Linked DNA regions of Homo sapiens: region 2 is linked to region 1. The links are chromatin contacts, found by Hi-C in ENCODE. All regions are on one chromosome and are shown on one strand. Each heading gives the region's core, a stretch centred on a gene start or an enhancer-like site at or near the end of the contact. The rest is flanking DNA. Distances are from core to core; before and after follow the strand shown.

Region 1 (7,146 bases), core at 3,882-6,381:
GAGGGCCACGCGCCGACAGGAGCTCTGTCCCGTGCCATGCTGGTAGTGAACGGGCATGACCACTGCAGTGTACCTGAAAAAGCAAGGGGAGAGGGGATAGGCATGGTGAGATGGAATGGGGTACTTTTCTTTCTGCGTTGTTGTTGTTGTTGTTTTTGGAGACAGGGTCTCACTCTGTCACCCAGGCAGAAGTGCAGTGGCATGATTACTGTTCACTGCAGTTCAACTCCTGGGATCAGATCCTCCTACCTCAGCTTCCTGAGTATCTAGGATATGCCTGTGCCGCCACCACGCCTGCCTAATTATTTTATTTTTTTGTAGAGATGGGGTCTTACTTTGTTGCCCAGGCTAGTCTCAAAGTCTTGGGCTCAAGCAACTCTCTGGCTTCAAGCAAGTCTCTGGCCTCAGCCTCCCAAAGTGTTGGGATTACAGGCGTGAGCCACCAAGTCCAGTGAGGGGAACTTTTCAAAAGACCAGATGAAAGAAGTTCGTAGAGAAATAATCAGGTTGATACATATAGCATGAGAAATATAATTTAGTTAGAGGAAGAGAGAAAAGCAGAAAGGTCAAAAATAGCAGAAAGGTTGAGATAAGATAAATGAAGAACTTACTGAGGGAGATGAACTCAGAAAGGGAAGAATAAAAAAGTTAACACAGGATCACTGGATTGCTGGAGAGCTTCTTTATCGGTTCTACCTGATCACCCAGCATAACCGGCCTTACTGTCACACACCCTTCACTCTGAACACTCTGGGTGCTGGTCTGTGTGCCTTTACCGTCTCCTGCAGGTTTTCAGACAATGATAGAACATACCTAAAGAGGATATTTACCTCCTGCTTGTATCCTAATATAAATTATAACCTTCATTGTGACAGCTCCTCTAAGTAGTAGATGTTTTAAAAATAGAAATGAGGAATGTCCAGTGAAGGCTTATTTTAAAATCCAGTTTTCATTCTTTTACATAACCAAAGCCCAGTTCCTTACTATTATTGGACATCTTTGTGTTTTTTTTGTGACAATTCTTCACCAGCATTTCCAGCTGCCCGTAGGACTTAGCTGGACAAATGTTCCACAGTCAACTCAAACTCAAGATGTCTAAAACTGATCTCCCCAACTCCCCAAACCTCTCAATCTGGTTTCACTGACTGCCTTTCTTGAAGACATCCAGACCCAGTACTTAGACCTTTTGACTCTCCCTGGACCCTTTCATATAAGTTGCTTGCTTGCTTATTTATTTATTTATTTTGAGATGGAATCTCAGTCTGTCGCCCAGGCTGGAGTGCAGTGGCGCGATCTCAACTCACTGCAACCTCTGTCTCCCAGGTTCAAGCAATTCTCCTGCCTCAGCCTCCCGAGTAGCTGGGACTACAGGCGCCTGCCAACATGCCTGGCTAATTTTTTGTATTTTAGCAGAGATGGGGTTTCATCATGTTGCCCAGGCTGGTCTCGAACTCCTGAACTCAGGCAATCCACCTGCCTCGGCCTCCCAAAGTGCTAGGATTATAGGTGTGAGGCACTGTGCTCAGCCTTGGTCATTTATTCATTTAATCTTTATTCAATATTTATTGAGTCCCAACTATACGCCAGGCCTCATTCCAGGTATTCAGAGGTGTGCAAAAGGCACATTGTCCCTGTTCTCTTTGAGCTTAGAGTTAAGTGGAGTGAATGAACAATAAAAAAGGAAACAAATATGTTAATATAAAATGAAGAGTACCATGAAAGAAATACACTGGGTGATGTGTTAGAGAACCAGGGAGGAGGTAAAACTAACACAGAGTGAGCAGGGAAGTGAGTGATACGAGAGGGAGCCAGCCATGAGGTCAGACGGGGGAGGAACATTCCAGGTCCTGTAAATTTATCCATTGCAATATCTTCCCCATTTATTTATCCACCTATCCCTTTCCTGCTACCTGATTTCTATGATGGCTACAGCCTCCTCGTTGGTCTCCTGCTGCCAGGTTCCAAAAATAAATTTCATCACGTCTCCCCATCTCCCCACCTGAAAATTATCTGAGATAGGCAGGACTCTAGGATGGCCCCAAGATTTCTGCCACGTATAATCCCCTCCGTTGAGTGTAGGCTGAACCTGTGACTATAATGCAATATCACTCCTGTGATCAGATTACTGATCAGTTGAGGTTAAGTTAATCAAAAGGGAGATTATCTTGAGTGGGCCTGACCTAATTAGGTGAGCCCTTAAAGGGGACTGAGAAATTATCCTTTTGGCCTTGAAGGAGCAAACTGCTATGTTTTGGAGAGGGTCATTTTTTAGGAGATGGCAAAAGGCTTACAGGAGCTGAGAACAGCACTGGTTGACAGTCAGCTAGAAAGTAGAGACCTCAGTCCTGCAACTGCAAGGAACTGAATACTCCTAACAACCTGAGTGAGTGTGGATGAGGACCTCAGGCTCCAGATGAGAACACAACCCAGTCTACACCTTGATTTCAGCCCTGTGAGATCCTGAGAAGAGAACCTACCTACACTGTGTACACAGTGCTGACTTACAGACTCTGCAAGATAAAAATGGGTACAGTTCAAGCCTCTAAATATGTGATAATTTGTTCCACAGCAATAGAAAATGAATACACTGTTGATGGCTCCTCTTTCACCTATAAACCAAGCTCAGCCTTCTCCAACATGACCTCAACTTACGTTGCCAATCTGACCTCCCACTGATCCTGACACTCACAGCTCCAGCCACACTGGCCTGGTAATGAGTACTCTTCAATAGTCAGAGACTGGTGTCTTTGTTCAATTAATCATTCCTTCTTCCTCCCTGGGCAACTCAATCTTGCCCTCCATTAATCTCAGATGAACTTTCCAGCCACCTTCCCACTTCTTTCCATCATGTACAGAGACTTCTAACTATGAACTCTTAGCACTTCTATGCAAATCAATTACAATGCCCTCCTGCATGCAGCTGTCTTGCCTCATGACTGAATTTGCCTCGTGGCTGGAGAGAGAGAGCTCCATATAATTTTAGTTACTTCAGGATCAAATCTTCTTACAACCTTGATATTTTCCATAGGTCCTTGTACAAAGAAAGTAATAAGAAACTGTTAACTGTCTGCCTCATGGGTCACGAAGGCCTCCTTTCCTGTAAGAGGGGAAGGCTTCCTTCCCTTCTAATCCTGGCCAGGCTCAGGGATCTAAGGTATAAGCTGGATCTACCAATGGCTCAACATTTTTTGTCTTGTCAGTTTCCAAGGAACCTGGAGCCTCCTTAACCCTTGTTGTGCACCTCAAGGCCTGGGATTAAGGAAAGGAAGGACAGATGCTGGGCTCGAAGGGATCGGGCAAGGCTTCCTGAGGCTCCTCCTGTGTGTTTCCCCTGCTCCTATGCGCCAGCACTGCCCGAATCTGCCTCTTGTGCATCTTGTTGTAGAGTAGTAACATTTGCATTCCCAGAAGGGCAGATTACAGTTAGCTGTGAGTTCTGAGATGAAGGTAAACTGTGCAGGACTTGGCCTTGACACCATGCTGTATGACAAAGGTGGCTTCTTTCTCAAAAGGGAAAAATTTGATAAAGTCAAATTAAGATCCTGCTACCCACTTCTTGGGAGGCTACAACAACCTAGTTCCCTTCATCTGATGCAAGTCCTCTCTTAAATCCCCTCCTTGGTTTATACAAGAGCAGGTCAAGTAGCAGCTGGTGTTTCTCTAGGCCTCTGACTCTCCTCAGAGCTTTAGACTCTGCCGGGGGCTTCTAGTACAATATGTCTACAAGGGCCTCGCTGTTAGTGGTAACTATGAGGCACCTTGGAGGAGGGGCTGAGCCTTGAGTCCTGCTGCTGCCATGACTGAACAGCGAGGGGAAGGAATACTGTAACTCACTTTCTCCAGGCCTTCCACTTGCATAATGTCCTTTGATGTAAAAGAGCCTGACCCTTCTGTGTATTCAGTGGTGTGCTGGTAAATGGCTAACAACAGGCTCTGTAGTTTACAAAAAGCCCTAATTTGTATTATTTGCCAATTTCTGTGGTGTCAATACTCCCACCATGGCCTATTTTAAGCTACCACCAAAGCTTTAATAACTGATGCAAAAAGTTTCTAAAATTTTGCCAATCAGCTCTCGCTAGCCATGATAAGCCGGCTTCAGCAGACCACTGAGAGTTATATACTTTCCTAAATATGCTATAATGTTCAGCAACTCCCTGGAGGCTCCATTAATGAAGTGGGCCAACAAGTGTAGGGAACCCTGGCTCTATCCCATAAAGGAGGAAGCAGAGATGCAAGGATGTCAGTTATGAGCCCAAGGTTCTGCAGCAAATTGTGGCAGAGCCATGTCTCCCACCTCTGAGGTGTGTTTCTCCTGAGTGCCCTCCTCCCTCTCGAGGGCATCGACAGCTCTCTGAGTTCTTGTGGGGGACAAGGGCTTCCTCAGTGAAGTCAGCATGGCAAGGGTGGTTACCGCTTGCAGAGCACTGCGTGCGCCCACAACTGAGTTTCCTCAATTCGCTCGATTCTGTTAATTGCCTGGGGGTCCTGTTAAAATGCAGAATATCAGGCTTAGTTTCTGGAGATTTTGATTTAGTACTTCTGAAGTGGAACCCAGAAATGTGCATTTTTGTTTCTTCTTTTTTGAAATTATTTTATTTTTCGATAAGTTATTGGGGTACAGGTAGTATTTGGTTACATAAGTTCTTCGTGGTGATTCGCGAGATCCTGGTGCACCCATCACCCAAGCAGTATACACTGTACCATATTTGTAGTCTTTTATCCCTCACCCCACTCCCCTTCATCTGATGCAAGTCCTCTCTCGAATCCCCCTCCTTGGGGATTCTTCCCCCAAGTCCCAAAAGTCCATTGTATCATTCTTATGCCTTTGCATCCTCATAGCTTAGCTCCCACATATCAGTGAGAACAGAAATGTGTATTTTTAACAAGCAAGTGCATCTTATGATTAGACAGGTTTTGAGAAAGTCTGCATTAGGGAAAACTTCTGTGACAAAGATTTTTGTTCACTTGGATAAGAAGTAAGAGACAAGACTACAATTTAACACTGTTACAGTAATTTTTTTCTTGCTCTTTTTTAAACATGATTAAACTGTTAGAATAAATGAGGCCCCCGCTTGTCATAAGCCGACTGCGACAGGGAGGCTGTACCGGAATTGGCCATCGGAGGGCACTATAATGCAGCAAGAACTCTGCCAGCACGGCTGGGGTGAGAAGTTCACTGCTCACCTGGGGGCTCTCCAGGCTCTGTGGGGAGGCAGAGAGGGAAAGCCCGGCGCCCTGCTTCCTGGAACCCTGCAGGGACCCTGCATTCCCACCCAGGCCGACCGCTTAGCCTCTGACTTCCTCTCGGAGCGATTGCACGTGACCGACTGCAGGCGAGGGCCGCGCCAAAGCACCCGGAGGGCTGGGCTGGGCTTGGCCGGGAGAGAGAGGCTTGGCCCAGGGCCACCTCTGAACATCTGGCCGCTGCGCTCGCGGCGGTATTCCCAGGTCCGGACCTGCCAGCCTCGCACTGTGCGCGCCGCCCCTGCAGACCCTGAGCCAGGGACCCTCCCCTTGTGTCTGAGCTCTTAGCTCCCTGGGCCGTTTCTGGTGTGGATGACTCCGCTGACCCCAGCACTGGCAGTGTGCTTGGTGATTAAGTCCGCGGGCATGAGAAACGGACTGATCAGCTCTGAATCCCGGCTCTGCCACTGAACTGTGTAGCCATGGGCCAGTGGTTTGTTTTTTCTAAGATCCAATTTTCTCATCTGTACAATGGGGATAATAATTTCTGCCCGAAAAGGCTGTAATGAATATTGAATGATATTTTCTCTGTAAACCTTTTTTTTTTTTAAGTCACAGTGCCCAGTGATTAATACTAAACATTCAAAAGACGGTATTATTATTGTTATTGTTGTCATAATTATTGTGCTAGCTCAAGGGATCAGTGATTGTTCATATCAGTGAGTTTATGGTTGTCTTCCCCTTCCTCCTGATATCAGGTAATATTAAATTTGTTTATTTATCCACCAAAAATGTACATGACACTTTCTATGTGACAGGCACTATTTGAAGTGCTTTACGAATATTAATTCATTTAATCCTCCTAACAACCCTTTGAGGTAGTTGTTATTATCTCCACTAAACAGATAAGAGAACTGAGGCTCTGACAGGTTAATTGACTTGCCCAAGGTCACATTGCTATTAAACTGTAGAGCCTGGATTTTTAGCCAGGCAGTGTGACTCTATAGCTAGGGAGCCCAGAGCCAGACTCGCACCTCAGCATCTCTGAGTAAGGGAGTGTGCTGTAATAGACAGAGGCTGCCTGAATCCTTACTCTTGCACCACCCAGTTGTGTGATCTCGGCAAGCTCACCTACCCATTCTAGTCTCAGCACCTTTATTTATATAGTGAGGGTATTACATCTCTCTCTCTGGGTTGTCGTGAAGGTTAGCAATAATGAATGAAGAGTTCTTAGTGTCTGGCACATAGTACATGCTAAATAAATGTTAACTATTTTTATTATTGTTGCTTCCAGACTCATGTAAGTTAGCATTAGCATAGAGGTAGCCAGGGCATTGAAGACATAGGTGCCCCATCCTCACCTTCACCAATGAAGGTGTCACTTATTGTAATAGAGTGCTGGTGGAAAGTCAGGAGATTCCATTTCTAGTCCCACACCTGTGCTAAGAGGCTGCAGCACTTCATGCAAGCATTTAGCATTTCCACTTAAATGAGATAACTGTGATGCCCCTTCTGACTTCTGGTTCTATGAGCAGGATGTTGCCCCTTCTGACTTCCGGTCCTATGAGCAGGATCTATATGGTTGGTCACTTACTGAAGGTCTCAGTACCTTGCAGAATTTGATTTCAATCTCAGAGCCCTGTCCCAGGGTGGGAGATGTGTGTGTGTGTGTGTGTGTATGTGTGTGTGTGTGCTGACAAGGGTTGCTCTTTAGGAAGCTAGCAGTCCAGGAGGAAAGAGGCCAGCCTGGGTGGGAAGGCCTGACTCTAACTCCCCGCCTGGGTTTAATGAGCCCCAGAGTTCTGTGAGGGCTGCTTTTCACCATCTTTTATTTGGTCAGACAGGGGGCTCAATATATCTTTAGTTCTGTGGACTCCCCTCCTGGAGTTGTTGAAGGAGAAAGCTTTTTGCAAATGACTGGAAAGCCTTTTGCAAATATAAAGTGCTTATTTAGATGCAAAC
Region 2 (7,235 bases), core at 291-2,790, 660 kb after region 1:
ATAGAAATGAGAATGATTATGAGGTTATACTATTTGTTTATAATATAGTATTAACTATAACTATACCTCATAATCCTTTTCATTTCTGTGGGGTTGGTGGTGATACCTTCTCTCTGATTCCTCATTTTGGTAATCTGTCATCTTCTCTCCTTTTTCCTTGATCAGTCTAGCAAAAGAAAAACTAAGTTTTGGTTGATCTTTTCAAAAAACTAAGTTTTGGTTTCATTAATTTTCTCTATTATTTTCATTATCTATTTCATTGATTTCTGTTCTTATCTTTGTTATATCCTTCCTTCTGTTCAAACAGAATTTAGTTTTATGTTTATATCATGTCTATACTTACCTAAATAATGACGTGATGAGGTCCTTTTGTTTAGGTGAATTTTAGATACATTTTTATCATTTCATTTCCACTTAAAGGATTTCCTTCAGTATTTCTGGTAAGGCAGGTCTACTAGCAACAAATTGTCTCAGTCTTTGTTTATTTGGGATATCTTTATTTTATATTTATTTTTGAAGAACAATTTTGCTAAATATAAAATTCCTAAATGACATTTTCCCTTTTTTTCCTTCAGCACACTGAATACGTCATCCCTCTACCTCCTGGCTTTGTTTCTAATGAGAAGTAAGCTGTTAATCGTAGTGTTGTTTTCCTGTATGTAACAGTCTTTTTTTTCTTGTTACTGTCAAAATTTTCTCTTTTTCATTCAAAAGTTTGACTATAATGTGTCTATGTACAGATTTTTTTTGTGTTTATCCAACATGGAGTTTTTGTGCTTCTCAAATGTGTAGATTAATGTTATTCATCACATTTGGGAAGTTTTTGGCTATTATTTCTTCAAATATTTTTGAGCCCTTTCTTTCTTTCCTCCTCTTCTCTACCATTACACATATGTTAGTATGCTTGATGGTCTCTCACAGGTCTCCGAAGCTCTGCTCATTTTTTCATTGTTCTTTTCTCTTCAAATTAGACCATTTCTATTAATTGATCTTCAATCTCATTGTGTCTTTATTCTGCCATCTTAAATATTCTGTTGAGATTCTCTTGCAATTTTTTAATTTCCATTATAATATTTTTTAACTCCAGAATTTTTGTTCCTTTTAAAATAACACTTATGTTTATATTGATACTCTCTATTTAAAGGGTAATTATAGTAATACTTTAATTATTTAACATGATTTCCTATTATTTTGAACATATTTATAATAGTGCTTTCAACTCTTTGTTTGCTAAGTTTAACATCTGCTATCTCCACTTCAACCCAAATATAATTTCTTTTTTTTTCTTCAGACACTTTCTTTTAACCACTTCTTAAATTGGGTATGAGTCACACTCCTGTTTATTACATGTCTCATTTTTTTCTTGAAAATTGACATTTTATATAGCATATTACAGCAACTCTGGCTTCTGACTTTTCCCTGTTGAGGGTTGTTGCTGTTATTGCTGTGTTTGTTTATTTAGGACTTGCCTAACATAACTCTGTGCAGCCTCTCTTCCCCATGCTGTGCCGCTGCTGATGTTTCTGCTCAGTTTGTGTAATTTCCATTTTCGTTTTTGAGCTGGGACTTTCCCCTGTGTTAACACAGTTTAGTGGTCAGCCAACGATCAGTCACAGGTTGTACTTAAACACCTAGGGCCACTATGCTAACGCCTCTAATTGATATATACGTGTGTGTGGGTTGTAGAATGCACTCAAAGTTCAGGCAGTTTACAAGTGTTTTTTTGATTTTTACTTTCCATTTGTTCTCTCTTATCTTCTCTCTGTGTGTCCAAAGCCTTAGGTCTTCCCCAGAGTATGTGTGCAGCCTTTCAGACCTCTAGGAATATGTGGTAGCTTACCAAAGTTCACTATGATAGTATCCTTTTCCAATTCTCCCTGCTAAATTTCTGGCCAATCTGCCAGTTCTTTTCTACTCTGAATTGTAACTTCAGGCTACATATGATGTTTATTCTCCCTGCTTGTTTGCCCCTGAGATTGTCACTGTTTTGACCACACCTAAGGGCATGGGGTTTTTCTATGTTCTGCTCCATCAAATTATCGAATCACCCCCTTTCAGCAGTGAAGTTGTGGGTTTTCATGACTTGTCCTGCCCTGGCAGAACTACTGATACAATGGAACTGTGGGGACGGATAATAGGAGGAAGCACTCCCGGCTAAAACACTGTGGGCTCCTAACTGTGCTAGTTGTCCCAACATAACTTTTAATTTGGCCACTTTCACTCCCAAAAGTATCCAGCTTCTGTGATATGATTTATGACCTTTTAATCTATAGTGGGCATAAACGACTTATGCCATATGCCATTTCTTCAGCGAATGACCACTGCCTAATTCTTTTCTTAGTAATGCAGGAATCAGGGGCCTAGCTGCAGGTATCCATGCATGTGGGGTGGCGGGGGGGAAGTCTAACTGCCATTGAATGAACGTTTTCATAATGGTTACATGTGTATAGAAAATCTTCAACTGCCCCTCCTACTACATCTCTAGAAAGTTTAAAGGTTTGGGGGGGATTAAGAATTTCTAGGGAAGTGTATGGGATATAGGGATAAGGTTACCAAAATTCTCCCATGGGAGATAAATAGTTTTGCCTCACTCTATAGAGTTTGGAGAAACCACTCAGCGAGAAGGACTAGAATTACTTTGGTTAATAATGAGTTGCTATGAACTTTGGAGCTGGACTAACCTATTCTAAGCAATTGTAAAGAATATGTCATTTAGACTTAATCTTATACAAAACAATAATAGCTCAGAGATCTAAGCAGGTCCAAATACTTACTTGGATCAGGTTAGTATTTGCCAGCTTATTTTCTCACAGATTCCTGGGCTCACTCAGGTTATACTTCCTTGGGAACACACAAAGGGAATAAGCTCCTTTTGGAACTCAAATAACTTGTAAATCAGAAAGTTCCCATATGGATATAGAGAATAATATTTACTATATAATAATTTTTCCTTTACATGATGATCCACAATAAAGTTCCCTTGAGAATACACTTCCCTAGAGCATTTAAATTATGAACGGATTTACAAAATAACTCCTATCACATGAAAAGAGATAAACATATAGTATCTGCTTCTAGGAATTATCTAAACTCATTTTCCTTCAGAGACTTAAATAGATGAAAAAAATCAGCAAACTTTGTTTAGGAAAAATTCAGAATGTATAAAGCATTAATTGTGAATATCTTACTGATATCTTTGGATCAACATAATACTTCACTTTTACAACATGTTGAGGAAATCAAAGTATTCACCAAACTTCATCTCATTAAAGTGTCATAACCTTTAATCTAGGAACCCGTAATAGTAAAGATTACTGTTTCTGTCTGGAAAACAAGAAATCTAATCCATGAAACAAAATCCTGAAACATCACATACATTGCTTAAAGATGTAAGTCTGAGGATGGAGAATGTGATGGAACTCCGTCACCTTGTTGTATAAGTGTGTCCGGAATTGGTGGGTTCTTGGTCTCACTGACTTCAAGAATGAAGCCGCGGACCCTCCCGGTGAGTGTTACAGTTCTTAAAGGCGGCGTCTCCGCAGTTTGTTCCTTCTGATGTTCGGATGTGTTCGGAGTTTCTGCCTTCTGGTGGGTTTGTGGTCTCGCTGGCTCAGGAGTGAAGCTGCAGACCTTTGCGGTGAGTGTTACAGCTCATAAAGGCAGTGTGGACCCAAAGAGTGAGCAGTAGCAAGATTTATTGCAAAGAGTGAAAGAACAAAGCTTCCACAGTGTGGAAGTGGACCCCAGCCGGTTGCCACTGCTGGCTCCGGCAGCCTGCTTTCATTCTCTTATCTGGCGCCACCCACATCCTGCTGATTGGTAGAGCTGAGTGGTCTGTTTTGACAGGGTGCTGATTGGTGCGTTTACAATCCCTGAGCTAGACACAAAGGTTCTCCACATCCCCACCAGATTAGCTGGATACAGAGTGTCCACACAAAGGTTCTCCAAGTCCCCACCAGAGTAGCTAGATACAGAGTGTCGACTGGTGCATTCACAAACCCTGAGCTAGACACAGGGTGCTGATTGGTGTGTTTACAAACCTTGAGCTAGATACAGAGTGCCGATTGGTGTATTTACAATCCCTGAGCTAGACATAGTTTCTCCAAGTCCCCACCAGAGTAGCCAGATATAGAGTGTCGATTGGTGTACTTACAATCCCTTAGCTAGACATAAAGGCTCTCCACGTCCCCACCAGACTTAGGAGCCCAGCTGGCTTCACCCAGTGGATCCCGCACCCGGGCTGCAGGTGGAGCTGCCTGCCAGTCCGTCGCCGTGGGCCCGCACTCCTCAGCCCTTGGGTGGTCGATGGGACTGGGCGCCGTGGAGCAGAGGGCGGTGCTCCTAGGGGAGGCTCGGGCCGCACAGGAGCCCACGTAGGTCGGGGGAGGCTCAGGCATGGCGGGCTGCAGGTCCCGAGCCCTGCCCCGCGGGAAGGCAGCTAAGGCCCGGCGAGAAATTGAGCACAGCAGCTGCTGGCCCAGGTGCTAAGCCCCTCACTGCCCGGGGCCGGTGGGGCAGGCCGGCCGCTCCGAGTGCGGGGTCCGTCTAGCCCACGCCCACCCGGGACTCGCGCTTGCCCGCAAGCACCGCGCGCAGCCCCGGTTCCCGCCCGCACCTCTCCCTCCACACCTCCTCGCAAGCTGAGGGAGCCGGCTCCGGCCTTGGCCAGCCCAGAAAGGGGCTCTCACAGTGCAGCGGCGGGCCGAAGGGCTCCTAAAGTGCCGCCAAAGTGGGAGCCCAGGCAGAGGAGGCGCCCAGAGCAGCCAGGACTGTGAGGACTGCCAGCACGCTGTCACCTCTTATAAGGTTATCAATAGGGCAATATCCAGGCTACAATGAAAAAGAAACTTGAAGTCTCGAACACCTATTGTGTATACATTAGAGTGGATTCAAAATAAATATTTAAACAGATTTCTGTTCCTGTGGAATGGTATTTTTCCAGCAAACCTCTCCAGCGATTGTTTTTATTAGGCTTTGCAATTTCTATAAAAGGATATCAACCCTGTCCCAACTTCATTACTATTTCTGCTATTAATTAACAATAAAAAAAATAGGCTAGGCATGGTGGCTCACATCTGTAATCCTAGCATTTTGCAAGGCTGAGATGGGTAGATCACTTGAGTCCAGGAGTTTGAGACCAGCCTGGGCAACACAGAAAAATCCTGTCTGTACAGAAAATGCAAAAATTAGCTGCGCATGGTGGCGCATACCTGTAGTCCCAGCTACTTGGGAGGCTGAGGCAGGAGGATAGCTTGAGCCTGGGAGGCGGAGGTTGCAGTGAGTCAAGATGGCACCACTGCACTCCAGCCTGGGTGACAGAGTGAAACCCCATCTCAAATAATAACAATAACAAAAAATAGTTGTATTTCAAGTAATATAATCTAGATAATCTAATATAATATAATCTAGATAATCTAGAATTCACTGTCATTCAATGAATTATATCTGTGTGAAGTGTTCTCTATTTGGTCCAAATCTTTTAAAAATGGGAATACTAAAGTTCACAGTAATAAGATGTTGTCAGTCTACATTGAGGACTACAAAGAAGCATTTCTATAAAATATCCTTTGTTGCTAATGAAAGTTAATATTTATCTTGATATTTACATTATAATACAGTGATCCCTATACATACTGAAGAGCATCCTAGAAAATTGATTTTTCTTAGTATAAGCATTGTATTTCTTTAAAATATATAATCAGAGCCCAATCTGTAAATGTAGGTAAGATCCTTTATAGGATGCTTTTTAAATGTAGGTCAAATTCTTGCCTCCTTCTCATGTTTTTCCACTGTTTACCCATTTTATTTTTTATTTACTTAATTTATATTATATATTTCACTTACTGTCATTTATATTTATATAAATATATTTATACATAAATATATTTATATTGTACATGTATGTATCATTTAAGCTATCTCAATTTCTTTTTGTAACAAAGAGATATCTATCTGTCTCTACTGTATATTTGTCTATCTACCCTTCCATGTAACAATTCATCTAAATTTACTATATGATACCCCAACATTTCAGATGCAATCTGAAAATAGCAACCTTAGATCCTCTATAAACTCATCTATGTTTTTGTGGTGACTTTAGTTTTCTTCTACCTTCGAAGCTATTCAAATCAGAATAGCCTCAAATCTGCCTTAAACTTGTCTGAGACAAAGTAACATATTTGTATCATCAGAGCTCAGTATTAACTTAAAGCTTAACTAACCACCTCTTTGCTAAGTCACCTGAAGATGATTCTTGCCTTTCTGTGCACGAATAAAATAATTTGGGACCTATGGAACAACACCAACCATTTTCAAATAACTAATAAGGCATATAACATAGAGCAGACACAACTGATTATATAGTTTGTACCCTGTCCAAGGCACCTAGTCCAGGAGTGTGTTTCACTCAATAACCCACGTTCCCTAGCCCAAGCTGCATCTGCTTGAGCAAAGGGTTTCTTTTAATAATTTGCACAAAGGTGTCCGAACAGGCAGCTTTTTTCTAAGTTGTATTGAAACTCCATATGAGATAAGAAAGGCCCTCTATAACATGTTTCTATAGTACTTCTAACAGAATATAATTAATTGTATTAATATTAGCTGGCTCTCTAGCTGTTACATGTAACATAAATATTCAGGTAACTTCCTAGTAATGACTAACCTCATGAGCTTAGGTCTCCATGACTTGCACTAAAGAATGCTTTAAAAATAGAATGTTAACAAGTTCGGAGACATGGATTATTTGTACAATAAAATACTTTTCTTTTAAATTTAGCTTCTGGCTCCCATTCCTTCAGGCAGATTTTATATATTAGTAGTTAAGTCTTAATGAATTATCTACAGGTAGGCTATACATAACACATTTTTACATTAACTTTTCGTGACTATGACATGAATACATGCCCATTGCAAAAACAAAATAAAACAGTACACTGAAAATATAGAAAATATGAGGAAAGATTACGAGCATCAATAGTCTGATGACACAGAGACAATAAACCACTACTGGACCTTCAGGATTTCATTCCAACGTGACACATTTTAATCCCAATTTGGCTTACCCATTTTCCCCTGCACACAACGAGTAGCCTCCTATTTTTACTATTTGGTATTGTGCTTAAGCAACGGAAATATTTCAAGTATTTCTATAGCAATTGTTTTCTATAAAATTAATTTAGTAATTGATCAAGTACTATCATATTTAATAGCCCTGCAATTGATCATTATTCATGATA

Evidence for each region. Hi-C counts contacts between places; a loop is a spot of excess contacts on that map. Pooled maps may share reads with other maps.
Region 2: a pooled map shows a loop between it and region 1 (3-fold over the local background). The contact joins two enhancer-like sites. A Hi-C loop is called at or near these places in 5 of 37 single-sample maps with no recorded cell type and 6 of 50 pooled maps.

The regions. Positions count from the first base shown.
Region 1 is chr3:114,147,485-114,154,630 of GRCh38, forward strand. DRD3 (dopamine receptor D3) reads right to left here. Exons shown (of 7, transcript NM_000796.6): 4 at 1-73. Among named protein-coding and RNA genes, the nearest start is that of DRD3, 28 kb to the right of the region's middle. RefSeq lists enhancers at 4,923-5,456, 6,814-7,146. Within about 2 kb of position 5,132, at least 10 of the 41 ENCODE cell types and tissues checked have a DNase peak (open chromatin) inside an H3K27ac peak, as active enhancers do.
Region 2 is chr3:114,808,416-114,815,650 of GRCh38, forward strand. The region is part of intron 4 of ZBTB20 (zinc finger and BTB domain containing 20); the gene reads right to left. Among named protein-coding and RNA genes, the nearest start is that of ZBTB20-AS3, 61 kb to the right of the region's middle. RefSeq lists an enhancer at 1,476-1,655. Within about 2 kb of position 1,541, at least 3 of the 41 ENCODE cell types and tissues checked have a DNase peak (open chromatin) inside an H3K27ac peak, as active enhancers do.